Regions from separate parts of the Homo sapiens genome. Here region 1 is linked to region 2. A link is an interaction called in ENCODE POLR2A ChIA-PET data of the cell type or tissue named here. Cell type or tissue: GM12878. All regions are shown on one strand. Region 1 has its middle 250 kb from the start of CTAGE1. Region 2 overlaps RBBP8-AS1 (RBBP8 antisense RNA 1).

Region 1 (5,000 bases), 110 kb before region 2:
GTTTAAATGTACACCCACATGTCAGGCCCACTAAGTGTGTATTTGAAAAATCATTTTCATTTTTATCATGCTTTGACAAAAGGAAGTACATCAACGCTCTGTTTAGGAAAAATATACTGTACTCTGCTACTGAACAGCTATGTGGCCTTGGGCACGTCTCTTAACTTCCCAGGGCCTCAGTTTCCTCATTCACTGTCTACTTTCCTGATTCTACCGTAACACTTCATTAGGTTGCAAACTATGTCTAGAAGGTAGCAGCACCCCCATCTCTCATTCAAAGGGCCTTCTCAGGACACACCCTCCTCTACCAAGGCTGTGCTCACTGATGACTTCTCCATGAGCAGCTGACTGAACTTGGTTTGTAGGAAGTTCATACAATCTGCTGGCACCAGCAAGAAATGGAATGCTGGAAGCTTCCAGCTTCACTCAAGTACATTTAACCATTCAACAGACACTTATTGAACATGTCCTATATGCCAAGCACTGAATGCCAAGGATCCAGCAATGTCAAAGCAGACAATGTCCTTCTTCTCATGCAGCTTACCTTGTAGTGTGGGAAGTGGAAAATAAACAACATAAATAGGTAAATTATGCAGAAGGTGTTAACAACTATGGAAAAATAGAGCAGTTTGAGGGATAAGGATGCTGGTGTATTGGCAGAGAAAGAGGGTTAAGGCCTGGCTTCACTGTAAAGGTGGTGTTTGACTAAGACTTGCAGGTGAGAGAGTGAACCATAAGGATATCTTAGGAGGACTGGCCCAGGTAGAAGAAAGAACCGCTGCAGAGACTCTGGGGAGACATATGGCTGGCATGCTGGAGGAGCATCAAAGTGGCCAATGTGGCTGGAGCAGAGTGAATTCAGCGCAGTGTAGGGGATGAGGCAGGGGGTACAAGGGGTCAAAGCGTGTAAAGCCTCATAGAGGCTTTACAAGGCTTGACTTTCACTTTGAAAGAAATGAGAAGCCATTGCAGGATTTTGAACAAAGGAATAGCCAGATCAGGCCGGGCGCGATGGCTCACGCCTGTAATCCCAGCACTTTGGGAGGCCAAGGCGGGTGGATCATGAGGTCAGGAGATCAAGACCATCCTGGCTAACACGGTGAAACCCCATCTCTACTAAAAATACAAAAACTTAGCCAGGCGCGGTGGCGGGCACCTGTAGTCCCAGCTACTCGGGAGGCTGAGGCAGGAGAATGGCATGAACCCGGGAAGCGGATGTTGCAGTGAGCCAAGATAGTGCCACTGCAGTCCGGCCTGGGCGAAAGAGCGAGACTCTGTCTCAAAAAAAAAAAAAAAAAAAAAAAAAAAGGAATAGCCAGATCTGACTTACATTTTATAATAAAGCTCAATCTGTTTATTAATGGAAGAATAAAATGAAGGGAAGTGGCAAATCTGAGTCACTAAAACAATTTAGGAAGCTGTTGGGATAAATTATGCTTGCATGGACCAGAATAGTAGCAGGAAGATGCCAGAGGTGGTTGGATTCTAAATATAATTTGAAGGTAGACCCTTTAAAATTTCCAGGTGGATCGGAGGTGAGATGTGAGAAAAAGAGAATTGTGGACAGCTTCAAGGTCAAGAACCTCTTTGGTAGTGGATGCTCTTTGGGGTTTTAATATGAGACATAAAGATCCATATGCTCTATGATCACTCCCAAGGGTCCATCCCACAACTCCTTTCCCTATTTGCTCCTTATTTTCTATTCTTATTCCTTCCAGGCCTCTGACCAATAAACCAAGCCATTCACACCACTGCTCAGGGGCCTTGTAGATCTGTACTATGGGCCACTGCTCCCTGCTGGGTTACACTCCTGAAGTCACTCTGAACCCACCCACAGTTTGCTGTGGAGGCCGTAGTTAAAAAGCAAATGGCCAACGGCAGCTGAGACAGGTGAAATTGGGAGATATGAAGGACTCAAAAGAGGTGTTTCAGACACAAGGTCATTTATTTCTGTTACTATGTTTTTTATTTCTAGCATTTCCCTTTTATGATTTCTTGAGTTCCCATCTCTGTTTATATTACCCATCTTGCATGTTCTTGCATGTTGTCTACCTTTTTTTCCATCAGAGCTCTCAGCACATTAATTATAGTTATTTTAAATTTTTGGTTGGTCTGATAATCTTAAAATCTCTGCCAAATCTAAGTCAGGTTCTGTTGCCTGCTTTGTCTTTTCAGGCTATGTTTGTTTTTTCTTGCCCATTAGCGCACCTAAATTTTGTTGAAAGTTACACATGATATATTAGGTAATAGAACCTGAGGTAAGTCAGTCTTTGGTGTGAGGGTTTATGATTACCTGGTTAGGAGCTACACTTTACTTTTTGTTGTAGCTATAAGCGTCTGAGGCTTCAATTTCTTCTACTGTCCTTGTTTTTGTCTCTCCAGTTATCTTTGGGTTTCCCTAGAAATGTCTTTTTAAATAGAGTCTGAGCCTTGCAGACTTTTCAACTATTATCATCTGTTATGATTTAGGAGTTTAGTTGACACATCAATGAGATATGTAACTGGCGGGGGACATTCTATAATTCCATAATTAGGTCTCAATTTTTTAATGAGCCTGTGCTCTTGGGCTGTGAACTTCATAAATGCTTCTTAATTTTTTTCCCTCTCAGGTGAGATAGGAAAGTTAGTTAGGGTGAGAGTTGGGTATTTTCCTTCCCCTACATTATTTAGATTCTAGAAATGTAAATTCCTTTGAGAGCAGGCAGAGGACAGAACACTCCAAGCTTATTTCAAAATGGGTACTTTCCCTGTCTTGCTGGAAGCCCAGGGGGATTTTTCTCCAGTCTCCACTATGAGAGAACACCTTGTGGGGCTTAGGGAAGTAAAACTCCAAAAGTGAGAGGAATCGCCCCACCACTAAGTTTTTAACTCTCAAACTAGTCCACACTCAGCTTCCAGCAGTTCATCATTACAGTTTAAGTTTCTGGCTCCAGCAGCTTCTGCTCCCACTAAGCTGTGATTCTCTGTATTCTCCTTTCTCTCCAGTTTTTAAGGCACTAGTTTGCTCTGTGACCTTAATTCTCTGATGAATCTAAGAAGTGTTGTTGATTTTCAGTTTGTTCCACTTTTGTCTTGTTGTAAGGATGGGAGTGATGACTTCTAAGCTGGTTACACATTGGAGTGGAAACTGGAAATTTAAATTTTTAAATGGGAATGAACGCCTTGTTCTTGGGACAGAACAATATAATGGATGTTAATTCCCCCTTGATTTAATCTGTACAATCAATTCCATTCAAATTCTCAATTAGTTCTTTTCAGGAAATTGAAAAAGTTATTTTAAATTCATTTAAAAATTAGAAGATGTGACAAAAAGCCAATAAAATATAAAAATAAAAGTGATAAGGAGCCTGTTCTACCAGGTATCAAAATGTATTACAAAGCTATAATAATTAAAATATCCAGGAACTATGCCAAAGTGTATACTCAAATGATTAGAACAGAATGGCTGGTGCAAAAATAGACCAAAGTTCATCTGAGAATTCATTCTATGATTAAAGCAGAATTTCATATCAGAGAGGAAAATATGGATTATATTGAGACAACTGGTTAGATATTTTGGAGGAAAAATAAAGTTAGATCCACCCTGATACCTTGAATCAAAATAAATTCCAAATAGTTCAAAATTGTAAATATTAAAATTAACAGTAAAAGTGCCACCAGCAATGAAACTGGTGACTTCACTGCATTTCTGCTCCTCTCCTTTTCCAACTCCAATTCAACTGCCAACTGCATCCTCTGTTTTCAGTCTTATTTTGTTAATAATTAGGATACCTAAGGCTGTAATATTTCCTCTGAATTTAGCATTATCTGTATAACATAGATTTTGGTAGGAAGTATTCTCTTTTATATTATGTATTAGTTAATTTAGAATCTCAATTTTGATTACTTATTTGATCCAAGGGTCTATGAAAAGGGTATCTCTTAAATTTTAGGCAGTTAAATTTTTATCATGTTTTTGCTATTAATGTATTGTATATTATATTATTATTATCAGAGGCTGGATTTTGTAAAAATAATATTATTTTCAGAAGTTTTAAAGGAAATTTGAATATAGCATCTTATACCCAGCCAAATTCATATTGAAGTGGGAGTGCAAATTTAAAAAAGATTTATAGGCACACTAATAGTCAAAAAACATATTAAGCACATTCTCTGAAAGAATTACTTAATTATATACTCAGTAAAAAAAATTTCAAAATATGCAAAAATAGAAATTAAAAGGTTGTGAGCAAATGATAATTTTATAATTATCAAAATAACTATTGGTACATAAAATTAGTAATAATCTATTACTAACTATCTTGGAAAATATCTGTATTAGTCAGGATTCTCCAGAGGAACAAAACTAAGAGGATATACAGCTGACCCTTGAACAACACAGATTTGAACTGTGTGGGTTCATCCAGTTATACATGGATTTTCTTCCACCTCTGCCACTCTAGAGACCACAAAACCAGCCCCTACTCTTTCCCCTCCTCCTCAGTCTACTCAATGTAAAGATGAGAAGGATGAAGACCTTTATGATGATACACTTCCACTTAATGAATAGAACATGTATTTTCTTTTCCTTATGATCTTCTTAATAACCTTTTCTTTTCTTTAGCTTACTTTATTGTAAGAATACAGTATATAGTACATATAATATACAAAATATGCATTAATTGACATGTATGTGTTCATATTAACAGTAAGGCTTCTGGTCAATCATAGGCTATTAGTAGTTAAGTTTTTAGGGATTCAAGAGTTATACATGAATTTTTGACTGCCAGGGAGTCAGTATCCCTAGCCCCCCATTGTTCAAGGGTCAGCTGGTTATTCAACTATAATGCATATATAAATATTTCATTATAGGAGTTGTTCTTATACAGTTATGGAGGACAAAAGTTCCATGATCAGCCTTCTACAAGCTAGAGAACCAGGAAAGACAGTGGTATAATTCAGCCCGTCTGAATAACCAAAAACCAGGGGAGCCCATGATGATGTAAGTCCAGTCTGAGTTC
Region 2 (5,000 bases):
TTCAAATTTTCAGCATGTTTAAAAATTATAAAAATACAGGTGAAATGTTTCTATTTGCAGATGTGAGGACAGTGTAGAAAATCCCAAAGTATCTATAAAAGCAAAATGAAACAAAATACCTCCTAAAGCTAATTAAGTTCAGCCAGCCGATTAGGTATTACTGCAATGGGCTGCCCAGTAATCAAAGAGGACTACTTATTTCCCACCAGGGTTTTTACAAAAAGATTCATTCTGATAAGTTCTCTGATGAAGTTCAGACATTGTTACAGGGGGTGGCACCAGCTTCTCTACATCTCTATCAAAATCAAAGAAAACTCAGAAAAAAATGGAAAACAAAAGTTGCCTTATTATTCTACTATTTGAGCAGAATCTACCTGACACAAAGCAAATGCTTGTTTAATTTCAATGACATTCATAAAGTTGTAATTGAGAAGGAAAAAACGTAAAATTTATTTAAGAAGTCTATAAATCTCCCTATTTACAAAACTTTTCTTAATATACAAAATAAACTGGGATCAAAAGTTTTTATAACCCTAAAAAAAAAATACAAAAGTACAGCCAGGTTACAGCTTAATCAACACACAAATCAACTGCATTTCTTTATACAACAATGGACATATGAAAACTAAAATTAAAAACACAATGCCATTTAAAATTGCTCCAAAGAAATACTTAGGTATAAATGTAAAAAAGTAAACACACCATGTACAAAATATGTATGCTTTAACTACAAAATATAATTTAAAAATTAAAGAGCCAGGCACAGTGGCTCACACCTGTAATCCCAGCACTTTGGGAGGCCGAGGCAGGTAGATCACCTGAGGTCAGGAGTTTGAGAACAGCCTGACCAACATGGAGAAACCTCATCTCTACTAAAAATACAATGCCTAATTTCATTACTTACCCAGCAGTCATTCAGGAGCAGGTTGTTTAATTTCCATGTAGTTATATGGTTTTTAGTGAGTTTCTTAATCTTGAGTTCTAATTTGATTGTGCTGTGGTCTGAGAGACTCTTACAATTTCAGTTTTTTGCATTTGCTGAGGAGTGTTTTACTTCCAATTATGTGATTGATTTTAGAGTAAGTGCTATGTGGCACTGAGAATAATGTATATTTTGTTGTTTTTGGGTGGAGAGCTCTGTAGGTATCTATGAAGTCCACTTGATCCAGAGCTGGAGGTCAAGTCCTGAATATCCTTGTTAATTTTCTGTCTCGATGATCTAATTGACAATGGGGTGTTAAAATCTCCCACCATTATTGTGGGGGTGTCTAAGCCTCTTTGTAGGTCTCTAAGAACTTGTTTTATAAATCTGGATGCTCCTGTATTGGGTACATATATATTTAGGATAGTTAGCTCTTCTTGTTGAATTGAGCCCTTTACCATTATGTATTGCCCTTGTCTTTTTTGATCTTTGTTGGTTTAAAGTCTGTCTTGTCAGAAACTAGGATTACAACCCCTGCTTTTTTCTGCTTTCCATTTTCTTGGTGTTTCCATTTTCTTGGTAAATTTTCTTGCATCCCTTATTTTAAGCTTATGTGTGTCTTTGCACATGAGATGGGTCTCTTGAATATAGCACACCAATAGGTCTTGACTCTTTATACAGCTTGCTGTTCTGTGTCTTTTAATTGGGGCATTTAGCCCATTTACATTTAAGGTTAATATTGTTATGTGTAAATTTGATCCTGTCATCATGACGCTAACTAGTTATTTTGCACACTTGTTGATGTAGTCGCTTCATAGTATCATTGGTCTTTGTACTTCCATGTGTTTTTGTAGTGTTAGACTGGTAATGACTTTTGTGGTGTAGGCTGATAATGATTTTTCCTTTTCATCTTTAGTGCTTCCTTCAGAAGCTCTTGCAAGGCAGGCCTAGTGGTGAAGAATTCCCTCAGCATTTGCTTGTCTGAAAAGGATTTTATTTCTCCTTCGCTTATGAAGCTTAGTTTGGTTGGATATGAAATTCTAGGTTGAAAATTCTTTTAAGAATGTTGAATATTGGCCCCCAATCTCTTCTGGCTTGTAGAGTTTCTGCTGAGAGGTCAACTGTTAGTCTGATGGGCTTCCCTTTGTAGGTGACATGGCCTTTCTCTCTGGCTGCCCTTAATGTTTTTTCCTTCATTTTAACCTTGGAAAATCTGATAATTATGTGTCTTGGGATTTATCTTCTCATGGAGTCTCTTACTGGGGTTCTCTGGATTTCCTGAATTTGAATGTTGTTCTGTCTTGCTAGGTTGGGAAAGTTCTCCTGTATGATATCCTGAAGTATGTTTTCCAACCTGGTTCCATTCTCCCCATCTCTTTCAGGTACCCCAATCAGTCATAAGTTCAGTCTTTTTACATTATCCCATAGTTTTCAGAGGTTTTGTTCACTCCTTTTCATCCTTTTTTCTCTAATCTTGTCTGCCTTCCTTATTTCAGCAAGATAGTCTTCAATCTCTGAAATGCTTTCCTCCACTTGATGCATTCGGCTATTGATACTTGTGGTTGCATTGTGAAGTTCTTTTGTGTTGTGCTTTTCAGCTCCATCAGGTCATTTATGTTCCTCTCTAAACTAGTTATTCTGGTTAACATTTCCTGTAATGTTTTATCATGGCTCTTAGCTTCTTTGCATTGGGTTAGAACATCTGCCTTTAGCTCAGCAAAGTTTGTTATTACTCACCTTCAGAAGCCTACTTCTGTCAATTAATTCATCTCAGCCTCCACTCAGTTCTATGCCCCTGTTGGAGAGGTCTTGCGATCATTTGGAGGAGAAGAGGCACTCTGGTTTCTTGAGTTTTCAGCATTTTTTTTGTTGATTCTTTCTCATCTTCATGAGTTCATCTAGCTTCAATCTTTGAGGCTGCTGACCTTTGGATGGGGTTTTTGGAGGGACTTTTTTGTTGATGCGGTTGTTACTGTGTTTTCTGTTTGTTTGTTTTTCTTTTAACAGTCAGGCCCTTCTTCCGTAAGGCTTCTGCAGTTTGCTGGGGGTCCACTCCAGACCCTATTTGCCTGGGTCCCTCCCTACCTGGAGGTATCACCACTGGAGGCTGCAAAACAGCAAAGATGGCTGCCTGCACCTTCCTCTGGGATCTGTGTCCCGGAAGGGGACTGACCTGATGCCAGCAGAAAAGCTCCTGTATAAGGTGCCTCGCAACCCCTGTGGGTGGGCAGGGGGAGGGGAGGTCTCATCCAGTCAAGACGGACAGGATCAGGAACCCCCTTAACAAAGCACTCTGGCTGTCCCTTGGCAGAGGGGATGCACTGCACTGTGGGGAATCCCATTCATCAGGACTGCCCGGATTCCACAGTCAGCACTGGGAAAGACTAAGTTTGCTGATCTGCAGAGACTGCCCCTCCTCCCTGGGGCTCTGTCCCAGGGAGATCAGAGTTCTGTCTGTAAACCCCTGGTTGGAATTGCTGAAATTCCCACAGGAAGGCCCTGCACAGTGAGGAGCGATGGGTCAGGGTCCAGCCTAGAGAGGCAGTCTGGCCACAATCTGCCATAGCTGCTGTGCTGTGCCATGGGGAATTCCTCCTGAGTCCAAATCACCCAGTATCCCCAGCACTGGCAGGGGGAAAACAGCAGACTGGAGCTGCAGTGATGGCTCCTGCCCCTCCCCGCAGGTGCTCAGTCATCTTAGGCAGCAGGAGAATGCAGTGATGGTGGTCAACCCTCCCCCTGGAAACTCAGTAGTCTTAGGCAGTCTCCAGCCAAGTGGCCACCAAGAATCTTCACAGCTCTATGCTTGGGACCCAAGGCCCTGGTGGCACGGACTCACAAGGGGGATATCCTGACCTGTGGGTTGCACAGATCTGTGGAAAAAGTGTGGTTTCCTGGGGCAGGTAGCACAATCACTCACACCTCCCTTGGCTGGGGGTGGGAGCTCCCCTTCCCCTGCACTCCCAGGAGGGCCATTGCTCCACCCTGCTTTTCCTCACTCTCCATGGGTTGCGCCAACTGCCTAATTCAATGAGAGAACCTGGATACCACAGTTGCCAGTGCAGGATTCGTTGGCCATTTTCATTATCTTGGTGGGAGCCTCTGATGGCAACTGCTTCTAGTCAGCCATCTTGGCCCCTCCCCGCTACCACTTTTCTTATGACAACAAACTTGAAAATCTAAAGGAAACAAATGATGTTCTATCAAAATATAAATTCCCCAAATTAACTAAATGACAAGTAGAACACCTAAACAACCCAACAACTACAGAATTTGAAAATATATATATATTTTTTATATATAATATACATATATTAAAGCTCTACAATTAAAAATGGTACCAGATTCAGGATGTTTGTGGATAAGTTGTCCCTAAATTCAAGGAACAACAATAGAAGGCTTCCCAATTCAATTTACAGTTCTATCATAATATTAATGCCAATACCTGACAAACATATTCCAACAAGAAAACTAGAATACTTACAATTAAAATCTGAAACCAGATATTAACAAATTAAATCTAGCAATGTGTTAAAATAGTTATATTCTATAACTAAGCAAAGTTTATTCCAGAAAGCAACATTTCCCAATTTTAAGAAATCTATTAGTATAATGTATTACATTAAAAATTTTTTAAAGAAAAATATGTAATTAAGTAAGTACATGCCAAAAATATATTTAAGGTATTGGAACAGATATTCCTGATCAATTTTCAGTAGTGATTTTTAAGATGTGAATATTTTATCTCTTCATGCAAATTATAAGCCTTTCTCATACCATATATTATTTCTGTCTGTGAGCTACATCTACCTGCTATACCCTCATTCTGCCATAGATCCCAGGAATTTCTATGTAGTGTATCAATCAATATATTTAGAAGTAGTTTAAACATGCCTTTCAGGAGACTAGCCTAAGTAAATGCTTCGTGAAAAAAATGTCTATGGCTTAGTAAGTTTGGGAAAACTATATATTGTGTTTTTCTCTTAGAGATTTGCAACAAAGGTTAATTTAAAGACTCAGAGAAGTCTTCCAGGGTTTCCCAAGTTAATTGAACATAAAACACTTTTGTTCTTATGAT

Evidence for each region. ChIA-PET counts read pairs that join two places held together with the same protein. Peaks named below come from ENCODE experiments on the same cell type or tissue, not always from the same donor. Only the 100,000 strongest peaks of a DNase experiment are listed, where the experiment ranks them.
Region 1: POLR2A ChIA-PET joins it to region 2 with 6 read pairs; 4 of 35 experiments call an interaction of 5 or more read pairs at or near these places.

Annotation. Positions count from the first base shown.
Region 1 is chr18:22,668,367-22,673,366 of GRCh38, forward strand. No RefSeq gene overlaps it. Among named protein-coding and RNA genes, the nearest start is that of CTAGE1, 250 kb to the left of the region's middle. In GM12878, a CTCF peak has its summit at 2,715; a DNase peak (open chromatin) is centred at 2,785; H3K27ac peaks cover 378 bases.
Region 2 is chr18:22,780,566-22,785,565 of GRCh38, forward strand. All of the region lies in intron 3 of RBBP8-AS1 (RBBP8 antisense RNA 1), which reads right to left. Among named protein-coding and RNA genes, the nearest start is that of RBBP8, 150 kb to the right of the region's middle. RefSeq lists enhancers at 3,085-3,634, 3,635-4,184. In GM12878, no CTCF peak of the experiment used is centred here; no DNase peak of the experiment used is centred here.